Regions from separate parts of the Homo sapiens genome. Here region 1 is linked to region 2. The links are chromatin loops, found by intact Hi-C in ENCODE. Cell type or tissue: Caco-2. All regions are shown on one strand. Links, peaks and the distances in the headings refer to the core of each region. The heading gives the core; the rest is flanking DNA.

Region 1 (9,464 bases), core at 2,680-7,679, 120 kb before region 2:
AGGAGGCAGTGGCTGCAGTTATCTTAGGAATTCACAGAGCTGACCATGGCTGTCTCTTCTCACCTTTTGCTGGCTGCTTCCCTGTGGCCATTTCTCTTTTTCCTCTATGCATTCTACACAAGCATATTGGTGCAACTCATGGCTTTTTTAAGCTAGCTTGGATAACTCAAAGACTGCCAAATGCCTGTCTTCAACCCTCATTTCTATTCTACATACCAGCTCCATATTCCTACCTAGGACATCTAACATCTAACACAGCCACAAGTGACTCACTGTTTTCCATTCCTGAAACCTGTACTGCCTTCTGAGTTCCAGCTACACTATTGCCATTCATCTAATTATCTAAACTAGAATCTCTGAATTGCCTTCAAAAATTTATCATTTAAGATTCAACTCCAATGATAGCTCATCTGAAACTTTTACCTACTTCCTCTGAGTTATTTTTTGCACCATCAAAATTATTTTAATAACCCAATTAGAGGTGAAGATAGTAAACCAGAAAGCATAAAATGTTCTAATCTTTGTGTTAAGATTAACAGGTAAAATATGCATAGCATGTGTTTAGGATCTACATGCTAATTGTACTAATTCTCCTCTGAGTTATTAACTCTCCTGGGTACACCTACAGTATTGTGTAAATGTCTTTATTATAGCATTTATAACACCATGTTGCAGAGTTTTACTTCTGTGACATGATTTGACATTAGACTGGGAGTTCCTAGCGGGCAAGAGATATTGAATGCATTTTTCAAAACCCAGAATATAGTACGGCATCTATCACATAAATAAAGGCCCAATGATTGTTCATTGAACTTATTTATTTATACCACTTGATTACATTTCACAATTTAAGAATAATCCATTTTAAATTAGAATGCATTACTAAACTAACACTTTAAATATGCAGCATTAACTTTACATATATTTATAATCTCACTGTAAGAATATGCAGAAGATGAAAATGTACAACAGAAGTGAATATCAGGTGGATGATTTTAGCTCTGCAGCTGCTGTTATTTATACTTTAGGAATTATGAACTATGTGAATAATGGCACACAGAATAAATTCATGTGATTGCCATGTGTAGGCTATGTGCAAAAAAGAGAGGGAGAAAAGAGGGGTACACATCTGTTTTATTAAAATGGTGTCTTTGTTTAAAACAAGTATTTTTAGACTTCACAGGATGGTTGGGTACAAATCCATGACCTATACATTTTGTCTACACGGACTAGATTTCCTGCATTTTTTCTTTTTTATCTCTCATGTCAGGGGCTAATTCAGACTTACTGAAGTTATTTAGCTCAAGGAGCACGACCACATCCTTGTTATCATTTCATTGATAATTTAAGAGAGATTCTGTTTGCTCTACATTGTGTTACGTTCCCATTCCAGGCTCTCTTCAATCCCTAATGCTAAGTAAAAAGTTAAAAATAAAAGGCTTACTTCAGTTACATTCAACAAACGTGTAGATCATACATGTGCCAAGTAGTCTGCTATGGGTTGGAATACAGAAACGATAGATAATCAGACAATGCCCATGACCAAGTAGCTCTCAATTAAACAAATTAAACAGTTAAGAATGATCCTGCTATGTATATCCTGTGTGCAACTGGTAAGTAAATCATTCGAACACCCTGGGAAGAGCAAAGCTTCCCAACAGGATAACTAACCTTTTGTTAAGGTTTAATGTGTTTTACAAAACCAAAGATTTCTTACTAACACTTTAGGAAAACAATGTGGTATCTATATATATTTTTAATTCGTTTTGACTTCTCACATCCTGTGCTATTAGTTATTACAGGACTAAATGTCCATCGATGTTCATGTAAAGTGGGAAAACAATGGAAAGAGAAAGGAGGCTCTTAAGTTATTCTGAAGGAGGAAACCATTAGAAATACAGTATCCGTATACTTGGGTTAGAATTTTAAGAAGCAACTCTAGGAAACCAAATTTATACAGAAACTATTCTTAAAGAGAATTTTTAAAATTCCTTCCAACATAAAAATTGATTCTAAATATTTGAATTCTAGTTTTAAAATCAAACAAGCAAAAACGCCACCACCAAATGATGATGGAAAACACGACAGAACTCATAAACTAAATTTTGAATCCTAACATTCTTAAAAAAACAGGATAAAACACATTAAAGGAGGGGACAGGAAGAACAGAAATGATAAGCTTTTGCAAGGGTTTACACATACATCTAATTACCTCATTTCCCTGGACAACAACCTGTCCATGCCTAGAAAGGACTGCCCAAAGTACCATGTCATTACATCAGGAGACCAGGATTGCAGTAAGTAAAAGATAAAGTCAACCTAGCGCTGTTATCCTTGGAGGTAAGATGATAAAACATCCAATTCTACACATTTTAATAGTTATATAATATTTCCAACACTGCAGTAAAAAATAACAATAGGAATATAAAGCACTCACTGGCATAAAGGCTTCCCACTCTGTTTTAATAAAAAGGAAAATCGTTGCAGAAATGCATAAAACTACTGATGAGATTCTGGGTCTTGCTACTGCGAGCAAGTAGATTACTCTGTACATGTCACTCCCTGGAGAAAGAGTCATGCGAACAGCTTTAAAAAGTCATGAAGGAAAGTCTGGAATAGTTTCCTTTCATCCAGGGTAATAGTTTTACAAACTGTCCTATTGGCTCTGGCGCCTTACCTAGTTGTCAAAATAACCTGGAACATCCTCTACATTTAAGAAAGATAAAGAAGAGATGACTATGGTGTCTAATCAGATAGGGTGAGGAACTGCCTTCCCCTTTTAAGAGCAGCATCAATTAAACCCAGGGGAGGTGGGTACAGTTTACTAGTTAATTAGTCCAGGGATGTGGTTCTTTCATGTGTAATTCAGAACAGGAACACCTGGTGTGCGGCTCTTCAAAGCACAAAGGGGGGTGTGGGGGACTGTGGCGGGGATGCCAAACAATGCAAGAGAGGTCACAACAGAAAGCAAGAGCACAAGAACAAAAACTGTTTCTATGTGACCTTCACCCTGCTGTAAATAAAATGAGATTCCTTAGGGTCCTCTCCCCGACTGGTCCAGGGAGAACAAACAGCTCCTGGCCCTCTCGGGTAGTTCTAAAAAGACATGGTGTTAACTAATTGTTTTATAACCCAATTAAAAAGAAAACAGACAGCCAGAGAAATGCAAATAGGGATATAATGATTAGAATCACATTCTGATATATAGCACACACCAAAAATATTGGCATACTCTCTCTTTGCCACGTGACCAGAGCTGCCCAGGTAACATTTGACAAAATCAGGAAGGGAGGCTTCTACTTTAGGGCAAATTAGCTTGTTCTACTGAATCAGAAATTGAGCAGTTTGCTAATGGAACACCTCTTCTTGTGAATTCTAAAATGATGAGGTAATTTTTTTTTTTAAATTGTTGCTTCTAAACATTCTGGTTGCAGACAGGTTGATAAATGCAGGTGAAGAAACATTAATGTTTAAATTGAGACAAACAATATATGATTTCAGCTGTGGTATCCATTTAAAGACAAAAATAATAAATTTTTAAGGGTTGTGTTAGTGGGTTCATTCAGAAGGAATGAAGAAAAGTATCTGCTGGAATGGATGGAATCTGCCACCTTTTAAAAACCACTGCTGTGAGAAATTCTGCAACAGAGAACACTGTGTGTGAGGATACCATGAAAAAGCCTGCCATCAGGAATTTTCACTTAATTTTAAAGATTGCAGGTTCAGAAGAAAGTGGCTTAACAATTTCTAGCATTGATTATACTTGTTTCTGCTCTAGAGAAAACTTTAATAAAAACAGTCTAAAACCAACTTTGTGTGTCTGTGTCAGTGTGTTATAAATGTGTTTATTTATAACACATGCACACACACACATAAACACACATACACAAAACCAGGCTTCTGATCCATTAAACCAAAGACATTTGAGAGAGGGAGGTGAACAAGAAAATGAAGAAATGGTGAAAATGTTCTCAGCACATCTCTATAGCTCTCTATCTGTATTAAGAATGAACAATGGGCCAGAGATGGGAGAATTGAACAAAAACACAGAATTACCCAGTGACGCAAGGCAAAGAAAGCTGCCCAAAGGAAAAGTAAAAATAAGTGTTGACAATTTATTTGAGATTCACTTTTAAACACTGAACATAAGGAGAACAGTATTCTCCCAACCGTTCATAATGATTAGTTTCCACTATCTAGTTTTTAAGTAATAATCCAGGGATTAAAAAAAGTACCTTTCCTCTGTATTTTTAAAAATACATTCACTTATTTGTAAAAGTTAAAATCTGTCCTGGACTGAAAGAAAACAGCCTTGCCATGAATCAGGCTGCAAAGACAGACACAGAAAAAGCCAAATGCAAACAAAACAAACTAACAAAACAGAAAACACTGTTTCTCCCAAGGCCATGCAGGAATTACAAAATGCCATTAAGGACTCCCTCATTTTTATTGATGTCACTCTACCCCAGACCTGCTCCGCTATTTTCATTTCTTCCTGGGAATACCCATTTGCTGCTAAACCACCCTAGCCTAAATTATGACAGTATCCAATCACAAGTTAATTCCCACTTCCAATCCCGCCTCAGATATAGCAACCAATCCAAAACGGATCCCTCCTTCCCTTAGACCCTCCTCTGAATCCTTCAGTAAGAAGCCAACCTAACACAAGTTGCTCTCTCCTAACTCTTGTCATAGGAATTCCATGTTTCCTTGGAATTCCCTCCCTTACTAAGTCAATAAATCTGATTGTGTTGGACTCCAACCTCGTTCCTGTATAATCTTTAGCTGATTAGCCTTTTACACATACAGTAAATAATTACTGAGTATCTGCTTTGTGGAATGCACTGGCGTTCTGTGAAAGATAAATGAGAATAACTAGGATTCTCTGCTTTCCCAAAGTCCTACTATCTTAGAGATAAGACAGATATGTACATAATATAAATAAATGTCACTTATAATAATTACAACAGGACAGATGTAAACAAAGCACTCTGGATGTTCAGAGGATGGAGGGATGGCTGTCAGGATGGGATCTGGGGATGCTTAAGAGAAAAAGCAGCATATGGTCTGGACCTTCGGAGAATGAGAGTTCATGAGGCCTGGGGGCAGGCAGTCCAAGTGGAGGGGGAGGTGGAAATCAAGATGTGGATGTTGGGAAGGGCTGCATGTGTTCAGGGAGTGACAACACAAAGAATGCACTTGAAATCACTGGGAAGTTAGCCTGAAATCTGAGACTAAAATGGATGTATTTCATTTGGTAGATGATATGAAACCATTAAAGGTTTTTTTAAACCAGGCAATGGCTCCATCAGTGCTATACTTTAGGGCAATTTATCTTCTAATGATGTGAGGGATCGGCAAGATAGAAGTCTATTTTAAATAGTCCCAAAGAGATGGGTTAAGGGTTTGAAGTAGGATCCTGAAAATGGGAATGGAAAGGAACAAAGAATCTAAGAGAGATTATAAGTCAAAGCTCCAGAAAATGATGACAGACAGGACACGTGGAGCAAGAGAGAAGTCAGAGGACCAAGCTCTGGAATCTGGGTAACCAGAAGGCCCAGAGAGTCCTCAAGGGATGCTGAGAAATCCTAAGGGGAGACACGCAGTGGAGTAGAGTCATGGGTTTTCATTCCACCACCATCCAATCTACTGCAGTCCCAAATCCCATTCTGTTTCTGTTCTACTTTTAATAGCTATCCTGGAGAGCAAGCAAGCATTGTTTTCAGACAAAGAAGGACAGTATCTTATGGTGAAAGCCGGGTTTAAGTATCACTTTGTCATTACTAGCTATGTAACTTGGCAATTATTTGCCCTCTCTAACCCTAAAAGTTTTCCTTTGTGCATAGGGGATTATAACAGCACCTGCCTCATAGAGATGCTCTGATGACTAAACTAAATTAATGAGGGATGTGCTGCTATTGTTTAAGGGGGCTTCAGAACTTGTAGCAGTGAGGGGGAAGGTGGGGAGGGCAGTCTTGGCTGATCAAGGCATCTTTCAGACCCTCTCCAAGCATATGCCTAAAGAGAATGACTTTCCCACTCCTTCAAAAACAAACAAAAAGGCTGCTTGAACAGCAAATTCCCATTTTGGCAAAAGCCCCTGCTTCGACTCCAAAAGTTGAATTTAGTTTGTTAGGGTTTTGTTTTTGCTTTTGTTTCTAAATATGTATGCTATCTGTTGTATTCAGACTGGACTGAAGGCCTTTGTTACACTTTAGCTCAAATAAATTAGAGTTTTAATGTCTACTACACTATAAACATTCTTTTAGACCTGTTCTCACCCAAAATCTCATACTGTGCTCCAAAAATATCACTCACTCCTGAACAGAGCTAATAAAGGTCTGGAACTTTAAAGTGTCTTGGTCTTAGAGAATAGATCTTAAAAATGAAGTATACTATTTATATTTCACATGTTCATGATCCAGTTTCCAAAATCCAGCTTCTTTTTAGTGGTTTGTTGTACATAGGAAAACATTCAATGTATTGTATAAACACCAAAATAAATGCAGTCATTACTGACAATTATGGACGGCATATGTGGTCTAATAAAGCAAAATAATGAATCTACACTGGGCAAGTTCTCTCCTGAGATTCTGGTGTGCCTTGTACTGAGGAGGTACAAGGTTGGAGGGGGCTGATATCAAGCTCCCTTTGCTGAGCTGTGAAACTCTTTCTAGGCCAGGCAGGGTGGCTCAGGCCTGTAATCCTAGCACTTTGGGAGGCCGAGGCGTGCGGATCACGAGGTCAGAAGTTCAAGACCAGCCTGACCAATGTGATGAAACCCCGTCTCTATTTAAAAATACAAAAATTAGCCGGGCATGGTGGCGCGCACCTGTAATCCCAGCTACTCAGAAGGCTGAGGCAGGACAAACACTTGAACCCTGGAGATGGAGGTTGCAGTGAGCAGAAGTCACGCCACTGCAATCCTGCCTGGCGACAGAGGGAGACTCCGTCTCAAAAAAACAAAAACAAAAACAAAAACAAAACAAAAAAACTCTGTTGTAAGTCTTCAAACTTCATTCTAGGCCTTTATAACATTAGCCTTGACAATGATCATACCTAAGTTCCCAACTCACAAATATTATATTTCTTGATATCACAATGAGTTAGAATAAATGAGAGCCTGCCTGCAAGAATCAGTAAAAAGACACGTAAAGTTCAAAGCAATTGGCCGTAGCCAGGATCGTGATGCTGTTTGTGCCTTTTAACTAGATATGATCAAACTCACCCCCAATCCCTGATATGCTATATCTTTTGAACTACAGTAGCCCACTGTTGGGCAGATTAGAACATAAAGTAAAGAATCCGGTAGCTAACGGAGCTGGCAAGGAACTTGCGTATAGTGGAATGTAATTATCCATTAAGGACAGGACTCAAGCCTTAATAAGAAAAAGGTATCATGCTATTTTGGAGGCCACAAATAGGTCGAGCTCTGCTTTGTATTTCATTCTTAAACATAAACTTTTAGCCAAAATTTGCCACTTAGAACAATGTCAGAGGAAGTTTCAGTGCACCAACTCAGAGAACGGAGGCGTATCCACTTGATCATCAGCTGTTCATTCCTGTGTTCTTTAGCAGAAGTACGAAAGCAAAAAAGGAAGTGTGCTTGCTTTTGAGAACTGATTTTTTCTCCTGTTCATCTGCGAATATTCTCTTACATCGCAGTTTGCATTTATTTTACAAGGGCTATATTGATCTTATACACAGAGATGACACCACTCCCCTCCAGGCTGGCCTGTCAATCAGTATACCATCTCTTCACAGACAACATGCTCCAGATTTCTTTGCTAACATAGCCAGTGGTGTTTTGGTTTAGTTGTGCATTAAGCTATTGCTACTTTTTCATGAACACTTAAACATCAGATCTAGAGAACAGGACAGTGGGCATGTATTACAGAAGCATTTGTGTAGAGGAGGTTGGTGGGGGATGGGTATGGGGAAAATGTTTGCAAGTCAGGTAAGAAAATACACGTTTTTCATTTTAAGCATATTTATTCTTAAAAATTCAGGTCTAAAATGCTACTTTTACAAAATGACCTTCAGTTCTGAGTGTACCCAGGCGAAAGAGCAGATAATAATAGGTACACTTCAGAGACATAAAAATTTCTCTCATCAATTTCAACTATGCACATCTACAGGATGATCCTAGAGATATTCCCCCCATTTTAAAAATTGCTGAAGGATGTTCAGGCTATTGCAACTGTGTGTATCCCAGGCAACATAATAGATTATACCTCGACTCCTTAAAGAGCACCCTGATAATATGCAAGGCTAAAATGTCAGAAGCTATTAGAAACTCTCAGATGCACAATATATCTCCATCCCTGAGTTTTCCCCTTACACTGCGAAACACCAGACAACAGGCATGCAAACTGCTCAGCTGCAACTGTTCCAAGTCGAATAATTACAACTTGTCAGAAAGAATTAATTTTCCCATTTCTCATAAAGATGTGTAAAAATTACCATGTTATTATACACTGACACTCTCTGGAGGCAGACACAAAATTTAATTTTGAATTCTTTCCGCATATTAAATTAAATCCATAAATAAGAGTTTAGGCATTCACTCGGAAGCATATGTTCATTGGGAGCGAAAGCCAACACGAGCCCGGCTGTAATGGCTGTTGTAATGTTTTAATAGCTCGCTTCTTCTAAGCACCAATAAATTTACATGATCATAACAGTCGTGGGCATACAAGAAGCCCATTACTGTCTGGGCACAGGCAGCAGCGTTAACAGGATGGAAAAATGGAAAAAGGAAAAAAACTCTTAAATAAAATTAGGCAACTGCACTTGTCAGCTGCTCCATGATTGAATTTTTAATATTGTGGTCAATTGGTCAAAACAAATGATGGGATAAAATATTTTAATGTATTTAGAACCTGTTTCTGTGGTTAGCCCACAAAAATAGTTTTTTGTTTGTTGGTTTTGCAAAGAACGGACCGCTTCAATCTTGCTGTTTTGAACAATTTTATTTTTAAAGACACACACTGCAATTTTTAATCTCTTAGAGGACATTTGCTCTCCATATTCCCATATTTAAAAATTGGAGCATTTTAAATTCGGCTTAACGGGTGATTCTTTTTAGCCAATGGAGTCTCGCCTGAAGGAAACTGCTTGGGGTGTTAAGAAGTTAGCTCTAAAGCTAGGTACTGGCAAGCCCTGTGGAGCACACCAGTGCATTACCTGCCTGCCCTCTGCCTGGATAAGATGATACTTTCCTTAGGATATACGAATGAATACGTGCACCGTCATCAGAATCCACACTGCAAAGGAAACACAGAGTCTTCAGACCATTACTGTGGTGGTACAGATTCCACTTATCAGGGTTTGTTTGTTTGTTTGTTTTTCCTAAATGAACAGATTATTTCTTTAAATTCTATGAGCAAATTCACCCTGGTTGCGAAAACAAAATAGGGAAATACCTATACCATATTTCACACTACTTAAGTGTTTTTCAAACA
Region 2 (9,464 bases), core at 1,461-6,460:
AGTGAAGAAATGGTGGGAAAAGAAAGACATCTCCTATATACTTTTACACAAATGAGCACATTCCTTAGAAAACAGACCCATTTCCTCTCATTCTTTAGAGGAAAAAATGTCTTTTACATAGATCCCAACTGTATCAGTTCTATGGAAAATTAGGAACATAATGAAACAAGTTAATTTCCTAATGTCAGACATATAAGAATCATAGCAAAGACCTACGAAATTTTACCTCTAGTATTTAAGCAAAACCAATTGCTGTCACAATTTGCCTCACCTGCCTTCGTTTTTACATAGAGAATGTGTTTGGTTTCACAGGTAATTGGTAGCCTTAAGCACATGTAACTTACAATCACTGAATGAAAAGATTCGCTTTGGTGAATTAAAATGGAAAAATTTCTCCAAAATAAAGGGGGAAAGGCCAAAAAAAAAAAGTTAAGGGGATTAATAGGCAAGTGTTTCATCTATTTGCATTTAATTTGATGTCATGAAAGCTTCGGGCATCTAAAAATATACCTCTTTTATTCTTGTAAGTCTGCAAGATTTGGCTTTTGGAATAGAAACTGTTTAGGTGGGGAGGAAATTGTTGAATTCTGTGTCTATGCTTTAAAAAAAAAAAAAAAAAGAGGGTTGACCATAACCCGAGGCCCCAGCTCCTGCAGAGTGCCTGTTGTTATGAAAGCAAGGTGCTCCACACGATCTAATCATAGCACTAAACCTTGTTACAAGCCCTTTTACAGCTCCAATATCTAGGTTACATGGAAACACGCTGGAGAGCCTCCTTGTACTATGAAATAAATGTCATTCTGACTGGCATCCTCTCTTCCAGCAAGTAATTTCCCTCTGCTGATAAATCGATACAGCAAAAACAAATGAGAGCACACAATGGGCACAGTGAGGATTACATTTTTATTCATTTCAGAGCCCCTGCAGCCAAGTTTTTTAAGCACAATAGCAGAAAATGATGCACTTCAGCTAGGAAACAAGAGATACAGAGACATTGAGATAAGAAAAGAAAGACAAAAAAAGAAAAGAGGGAAAAAGTGGGAACAAAGAGAAAGCCAAGAGAAAGGAGGCAAGCGTATTCCTGCCAAGCTGCTCAGACATAAACTTTTGTTTGAGAAAAAGATTAATATTTGAATTCTTGTTCAGCTCCTCATAAAAATCATCAGAGAAGCACGTGCACATCTTTTTTTTTTTTTTTTTACTTCTTTATCCTGTAAGTTTGCAGATAATTTGAAAGGGATCTAAGATTCAACTTTTATTGATTATTGATACTAACATAGATACAACATAGGATCTTATCTAGAAAATGAAGACTAATCTAGAAAATCCAAAACTAGAAATAGTAGAAAAGACACCATTGATCCTTATTCATCTTTGGGAGTCCCCTCAAGTCATTTATATTTTTCAGTGTCTTTAAAGCAAAGATGGAAACGGCAAAACAAAAGGAAAACAAGAGCATAGTTACTATTTGTAAGAGGTGTGGGAAACCCCCATATAAATATCTTTTAAGATACTAATTTTCTAAGTCTCAATATAATTGAATGGGCTATCATGCAGAAGGAATGTGGCGCACATTGTAAAGTGAAAATTTTAAGACATTCTGTCTTTTGAAGGCAAAATGGAAAAGACCATCTCATAAAACCTTGAAAACCCCAAATTTCCTGTGAAAGGATGGCGTTAGGTTTCCTGTTATTTACTATGGCATTTAACTCTTCTTAAGGCAATGGAAGTGAAAATGAGAGAATTCTAAAGTCTTAATAAGGCTTTATAGACAATATGTTCTTGTAATCCTTCAGTTCCAAAATAATTCTTAGGCAAGTTACTTAACTATCTGTGTCTCAATTTCCTCATCTATAAAAATGTAGATGATGGTAATAGTAAGTACCTCACTGTTTTGGAAAGAATTGAGTGAATTAGTGTAAGGGCTTAGAACAGTTCCTGACTCACAGTGAGTGCCACATAAGTAATGACCATCAACATCATCATCATCATCCATTGCTTCGAAAGCTACAGTTTAGGTGTTGTCAACATTTTCTGTTTGATCTACAAGGTAACAATGCATTCAGAGAATACATTCTTAGTACCACTGCACAATACTGAACTAGATGGATTATGGGTCTCATCGGGACATAATTTTTAAATATTCTTAACTGTTCTGTGATATCCCAGAGTCAATATACTCTCTTGGTGGTCACAGGAAAGGCAAGTTAGAAAATGTATCTCTATTGCAATCCATTAGCACAGATGCTCCTTGATTTGTGAGGGGCTTATGTCCTCACAAACCCATTGTAAGTTGTAAAAAAAAAAGTCAAAAAAAAATACATCTAATACATCTAATCTACCAAACACCATAGCTTAGCCTCACCTTCCTTACCCATGCTCCAAACACCTATATTAGCCTACAGTAGGGAAAAAAAATCATCTAATACAAAGTCTTTCATAATAAAGTGCTGAATATTTCATGTAATTTATTGAAAATTGTACTGAAAGTGAAGAACAGAAGGTAGCATGGGTACTTGAAGTACAGTTTCCATTGAATATGTATCACTTGGGTTATCAAGTGGAAAAATTTTAAGTTGAACTATTATAAGTTGGGGACTGTCCATATTCTTTTTTCTTTGGGCTGCTCAAATATATATATATATATATATTTCCTATGACTTTTTCAATGATAATTCAAAGACAGTGTTTAACATATTTTAATGTTATTTATGATCTTTCTCATTTGGGCTTTAATTTTATATTCTTCTTTCTGTCTTTTAAGAACTTGGATTACTGTCAGCTTCTAGTGTCTCCATCATTCATAATTGCACTGTGTTGGTCCACCCACTTTACTCCTAAAGAAGAGGTAAGAAACAGAAGAGGAGATCACAGTGGCTCTTCAACTATTAATATACCACAGACTTCAATAACAAATGAAGAGAAACAAGAAAAGAAAGCAATGCAAAAAGAACGGTACTGCCCTCTTTCTCTCCTGAACCATCAATAAATCAAGGGTAGATAATAGCCTAAATCAGTATTTCTCCAGTTTTTTCACTAGCATCTTCCCCAGTGAACCATTTTAAATAGTTTTTCCTAATTGTCCAAATATGAAATGTTAATGCACTAGATATACTGTATATGTATATGTGTCTTTGCTGTCTACATAAAAAGAGTAAGCTTTTGTTGTCTCCCAAGAAGCAATTGTTGCCCCTAAAGTGGCAATATTGCCTTTAGACAATATATGGATTAATTCTTAGGAAAATAGCTTTCCCATTATTAGAAATATTGGGTCCAACATAATTGAGAATGTAGGCTGAAATTCACTGTTATAGTTGCATGGTTTACACGTTTTTAGCAAACCTTTAAGTACTACTCTATGGCTGTATAATTTATCTTACCCCAATTCCAAAACAGTACTTTGAGGGTGTAAGAGATATGACAGTTTGTGAAAGATGCCTGACAAACTAGAAAGCAGTTTAAGGACAAGAAGTAAGGGGGATGGAGAGTAAAGTGGAATTGTTTCCAATTAAAGCAGCTAGGGAATTAGGTAGGTGGAATGTAATTATCTACATTGGAGTTTGGCCAGGCTTCTCGACTCGGAAAAAAAATGCTCTGTGATCTTTAATGAATAGAGAGGTAGGTCCAAGTTTAACATCTCATCCAAAAAATGAAATAAGATTTCTAAGTCCTTCTTTCCCGGAACATAAGTGGCAGAAATTCTTTTTTAACGAATTTGAAACTGCTTATAAGTTCCATACTTCAATTTAAAATAATTATTTCATAAAGCCATGACTTTTGAAATGGGAGTGTTGGAGAAAAGACAGTAAAATGGCCCCAGCAATCAATAAAAGAGGCTCAATTAATAGCAAATAAAAGTGAAATCTGCGGCATTTTAAACCCCAAGTTGTTAAGTCATACCAACATATATCAAAAATTGACCTAGTTGGTTAATGTTTTCTTGGTTACCTAAAGAAGGAATTTTTAAAACAGGTCAGTTTGCTCAAAGTGTGCAAACCTTCCCCAATGACTGAGCTGCCAAAGCAGTGTAATGAAAACTGATAAGCTATGCAAACTTGGGAAGCCCGAGATGTGTGGCAGATAAATGTAAGCAGACATTATATCTTTCATAATCAGTGCAGAAGGAAAATGTGAACGGAATAAATGGTTGAGAAATATCATAGATTCCATTAGATGCAAAGATTGAAGTGTTAGACACCTTTTAGCTCAGCTTTCATTTAATTTATGGCTTTCCATTCTGTAGTCTGAAGGGACTGAAAAATTCTTTCTCTAATTTTTTCCCCTTTCATGGCTTGACCACGAAGATGAAATTGGGGTACTTTAATTACCATTCAGAGCCAAAGGCTTGCCCTTTGATATGGAAATCCCACTTCTGCGACCGCCTTTTCCCGGGCCCTTCTCCTTCTAGTTGCCCAACAGGAATTTTAAGCAGCTTTGTCACCAGCTGATAGGGAAAGCTAACTGTAGCTCTTTTCTATTAAGTTTTAAGTTACACTGCCTTTCTTTCACCAAATTGGAAGAGTTGAAAATGAGGGAGGGGAACAGAGAGAGAGGGAGTGAGAGAGAAGAGGGGCAGGGTGGGTGGGGAATGACTGACTATCCATTAGAGTTGCAGAATTATAGTTTCTCCCCTGTCAGCATGAAGCATGGCCCATCCTGCACAAAGCCTCTCACTTTAAACACACACACAGAGCATAAACCGACGAAAACTGCCATGTACAGTTACCCCGTTATTGTCATCTGCCTGCTGCATGACTCCCGGCTTTGCTATAATTATTAATTGCACTTGTCAACTGTCATTAATTCCTCTTTAGCATCCCTGTCTTTGAGTAATTAGACAGAACAGCCTCACTGAGCTCATTGTTTAGAGCCCCTTGAAAGAGCCCACTGGGCTTTCTGCAGAGAAAACCATCAGGAATACAATAGAGCACTTCTGAGTTAACCCTTTGGAAGTGTGAATAGAAGGGAAAGTACTTTCACAGGTTTGGGTGGCCTGCTTTGGTTGCTGGGTACAGAAAGTCATGGCCAGACACCTAATAAATGGAACCATGTTTTAAATGTTTCTTTCCTGCAAAGAAGGGTATTTAAGTTGAATGAAAAGTCAGAGAAAGGCCTTAGGAAAAACATAATTTCCTAATTATCATTGCTAAATTTTTAATGATTTTCTCATTTGATCATATGTTTTGTATTTTGGAAGAAACAAATTTTTCAGAAATAATATCTTCCTACATTCATTATATACATTTGCATGTACAACATAAAGGTGCATACAAAAATATGTGTATATTATGCACAAAATTGTTCCAGGTGATTTCTGATTTCTCTAAGTCACAAAAATTTTAGAAGAACAAGATTGAAGCTCTAGGGGTCTTTTTGTTTGTTTTGTTTTGTTTTTTTCTGAAACAGAATCTTGCTCTGTCGCCCACGCTGGAGTGCAGTGGCGCAGTCTTGGCTCACTTCAACCTCTGCCTACCAGGTTCAAGCAATTCTCCTGCCGCAGCCTCCTAAGTAGCTAGGATTACAGGCACGCACCACCACGACTGGCTAATTTTTGTATTTTTAGTAGAGATGGGGTTTCACCATATTGGTCAGGCTGGTCTCGAACTCCTGACCTCGTGATCTGCCCACCTTGGCCTCCCAAAGTGCTGGGATTACTGGGATGAGCCACCGTACCCGACCAAAGCTCCAGTTTTTATTTAAACCTCTTTCCAGCCTCCCACAGAAGGATCCAGTTGATGGTGCTTTTAATTGTACAACTAGTGCCTCTGACAACACGGTTTTATTTTCTTTTAAAGCCCCTATTCTGGTCAGGCGCCATGGCTCACGCCTGTAATCCCAGCACTTTGGGAGGCCGAGGCAAGTGGATCACGAGGTCAGGAGATCAAGACCATCCTGGCTAACATGGTGAAACCCCGTCTCTACTAAAATAAAAAAAATTAGCTGGGCGCGGTGGCGGGCACCTGTAGTCCCAGCTACTTGGGAAGCTGAGGCAGGAGAATCGCTTGAACCCGGGAGGCGGAGGCTGCAGTGAGCCGAGATCGTGCCACTGCACTCCAGCCTGGTAACAGAGCAAGACTCCGTCAAAAAACACACACACACACAAAAACACTTATTCTGAGAACTAAGCCATATTTGGCTTTGGGCCCATGACCCTTAAACATTCCTGAATTTAGCCAGTCTCACCTGATTAAAACAAAACAAACAAACAAACAAACAAACAAAGTGAGTTACATGGTTTACCTTTGAGCAGCAATGAAAAATGGGAATTATTGTTATCATTTTAGACGACATCATGCATAAAGAAAGCACTTGAAAACTATTAAGTATTATAAAACATCATTATTATTTTATCACCATTGGCTAATAAAACTAAATTCTGTTAGCCATTTTCTAATAACAACACTCTTAATAATAATATTAAAAAGTTACCTGTTATTTGTTAGCAAGTTACCTGTTATTTGTTAGAAATCACTCCTGTAGAAAAGCTTCTTGATCTGGCTGTTCCAGTAAAAAACAAAAATCATAAGAATTTCTCTTGAAGAAAATTAAGGTCTATGGAATTGTGGAAAATAAACTAAAGTAAAGTTGATCACTAGGAATCATTAGAGCTATTTCCTATATCATCTTAGCTACAAGATTTTTTCAGATACTAGGTGAGTGCTTTTTAGCAATAATAACATATATTGAAGTCTAGATATGTACTCTATGTACTTTATATACATTAATTCATTTACTGTCCAAATCTCTGTGAAATAGGTACTATTATCTCAATTTTAGAGATGGAAAAACTAAGCAACAAGTAGTTACAGAAGTTGTCCAGGATCGCACAGTTAGACAACGGCAGTCAAGTTCTGGTGAGCCCAAAGGCTCCATCTTAACCACTCTTCTAGGCTACCTCTCCAGGATGGAAGACACTATCTTTTCAGGTTTCCATTCAATAGGTAATGTATCTAGATTTCTGGTGGTGTTTCCTCCAGTGCAAAATAGATTAATTAATGTACTTTTAGGTTGGTGCAAAAGTAATGCTTGTCATAAAAGTATGATAAAATGTGCTGAACATCTTAGGAACTTGGCATTCTATATATTCAATGTGGAACAGTGTTGGGGAGCACAAGAAAGAGACAGAAAGAGAGCGAGCGAGAGAGAGAGCAAGTGAGCGAGAGAGAGAGCGCGCACATGGTTTTGCAAATGTAGATTAGGTATTCTCAGGCACTGTTATCGTGTTTAAATGTTAGGCTAAACTAAGAAAAACCTATTTATACATTTGTGTGTATATATTTACATATACACGCATATTGAGCTATTAACACAGTTCAATGCATTGTTTACTGAGTATTTATTGCATACGTAGACTGTGCTATGTATGTAAGGTACAGAGGGAAATAGAAAAACATAAACTGTGATTCCTAAGTAAAAGGCATTTTCAAACTTACTGAAGACAGAATTTTGAGAACCATACAATTAACACACTACAAAATGCTAAATGGAATATGATCAATGAAATAGATTAAATGAAACAGCTAAGATCAATGACAAGCAGTTACAGGGAAGAAAATTTTGAATTATTAAAAGGAAAAACTTTCTAAGTATTATAGGTGTCCAACAATGCATCAGGCTGGCTTGATAAGTAACGAATATCCATTACTAAAACATTCAAGTTGGGTGATGATCTATAAAAGAACAAAATAAAAGAATTTCTATAGTCGGTGGGACGTTGAAACAGCCTAAATACTGTTAGTGTTCATCGTGTATATCTTAGATTCCATAATTCAAAAAAATAACATTTTAGTAAGGGAGAGGAACTTTATTTCATTATTTACAGAAAAGTCATCTTGAAGAAGTTTGATGTTGGATTTGATTTTGAAAGACGAATTGGAGATTAAGAAGTGGTAATAAGAGTAAAGAAAAAAACCCAAATAGAATTACAAGCACAAAGAGATGTAGAAATAAATATTTCTTGGAAAGATAAGCTTAAAAGGCCTTCCTCACTTACTCCAAGGGTAAGATGGGAATGGTATGAGAGGAGTGGGTGGGGATGGTATGAGAGGGAGTGAGGAAGAAGTAACAGAATAAAAGCTGTATCTGTGGAAAACAGGCACACTGGAGAAGAGCATGATGAAGCATCGTTTTCACTGATTCGCTGACGAGGAGCATGATGGGTGACCTGTTAATCAGGAGATAGCTGGAGTTTAGTACTGAGTTATATGGGAATAGAGATCTCGTTTCCACTACCTACAAAGGGAACTTAGGTAAATTACTTGACCTTCCTCTAACTTGGTAGAATATCATAGGATTGTTACGATGACTTAAAAGAGTTAATCCATAGAAAAACATTTAGAAAAGTGCCTAGCACACAGTGAGCATGTAATAAATGTTAGCCATCATTATTATTACAATATACCTATTGCTAACCAATACATCTTAATTGATGTTTAATGAGTATAGTACAGGGGAAGAGAGATGATTTAGGGTGGTTACTTTTCTAACAGAGCTCCTGCAAAGTGAAATGGACTTCCTTAGGTAGTGATATCTTTTTCTTATTTAAAGTACTTATGATGAAGAGAAGTCATCTATCATAATGTTGTGAAGAGGTTTTCTGCAAGGAATGAGAAGTTGGATCACATGTCTCTTAGCTCTCTTCTTCTTCTAAAGTGCTGAAATTCTAAGTGATTAACAGTCAGTCTTACCAATTAATAAGAAATCCATACTTTTAGTCATTGGAAAAAAATGAAATTTAGGTAATAATTTCTCAACTTTGGGTTGATGAAGCACTATACTATTAAGAGTGTGAGCTTTGCAGTAAGATTATGTAGACTCACATCCTGGTTGGGTCATTTAATTCTACTTGTGTAAGCCTTGGACAAGGGCATTTTAATTTGCACATGCCTCAGATTCCCAAATTAAAACCATGATGATAATAATAGTAATTCTTATAGGTTTGTTTCGAGGGCTCAATGAGTTCAAACAAACATGTAAAATATTTATAAAATGCTTATGAGTGTTCAATATATGCTAACTTTATCCTTGTCATTGAGATTTTACGTGTAGAATGTAAAAGAATAAGAAATACTAAATTTTAGAGGAAAAAAAACTATATCTACAGCAAAAGCAAATTTTAAAACTCTCTTTTCATACTTTCATTATTCACCCTTTGTAGTACTCCAGTCAATGTGACTAAAATTTTTAGCAGAAAAGGTAGCTGATGGACTCATCCTGAACAGTTTTGGGGTATATGAGCCATTAAGGACTTTGTAGCAAAGGATCACTCCACTGAATTTGTATTACTTGGATTTACCATTGCTCCCAACACCCACTCTCGTTAAAAGCATTTACACAGTTTCTGTTGGGGAACCTATATTACATTTTACTTTTGGTTGCTTGAATTCGAAAATCCACTCCCACCTACCCACCCCAAAGCCACACCACACCACACAGGAGAAAAATCTTTGAGGCCATAAACACAG

What was found. A loop is a pair of places that touch in the nucleus more often than their neighbours do. Peaks named below come from ENCODE experiments on the same cell type or tissue, not always from the same donor. Only the 100,000 strongest peaks of a DNase experiment are listed, where the experiment ranks them.
Region 1: it touches region 2 in a loop (8-fold over the local background); 1 of 110 quality-filtered maps calls a loop at or near these places.

What each region holds. Positions count from the first base shown.
Region 1 is chr12:24,130,675-24,140,138 of GRCh38, forward strand. It overlaps a transcript of SOX5 not described here. Among named protein-coding and RNA genes, the nearest start is that of MIR920, 77 kb to the right of the region's middle. In Caco-2, for the core only: no CTCF peak of the experiment used is centred there; DNase peaks (open chromatin) are centred at 2,907, 4,587 and 5,077.
Region 2 is chr12:24,252,088-24,261,551 of GRCh38, forward strand. It overlaps a transcript of SOX5 not described here. Among named protein-coding and RNA genes, the nearest start is that of SOX5-AS1, 34 kb to the left of the region's middle. In Caco-2, for the core only: no CTCF peak of the experiment used is centred there; a DNase peak (open chromatin) is centred at 4,034; H3K4me3 peaks cover 239 bases.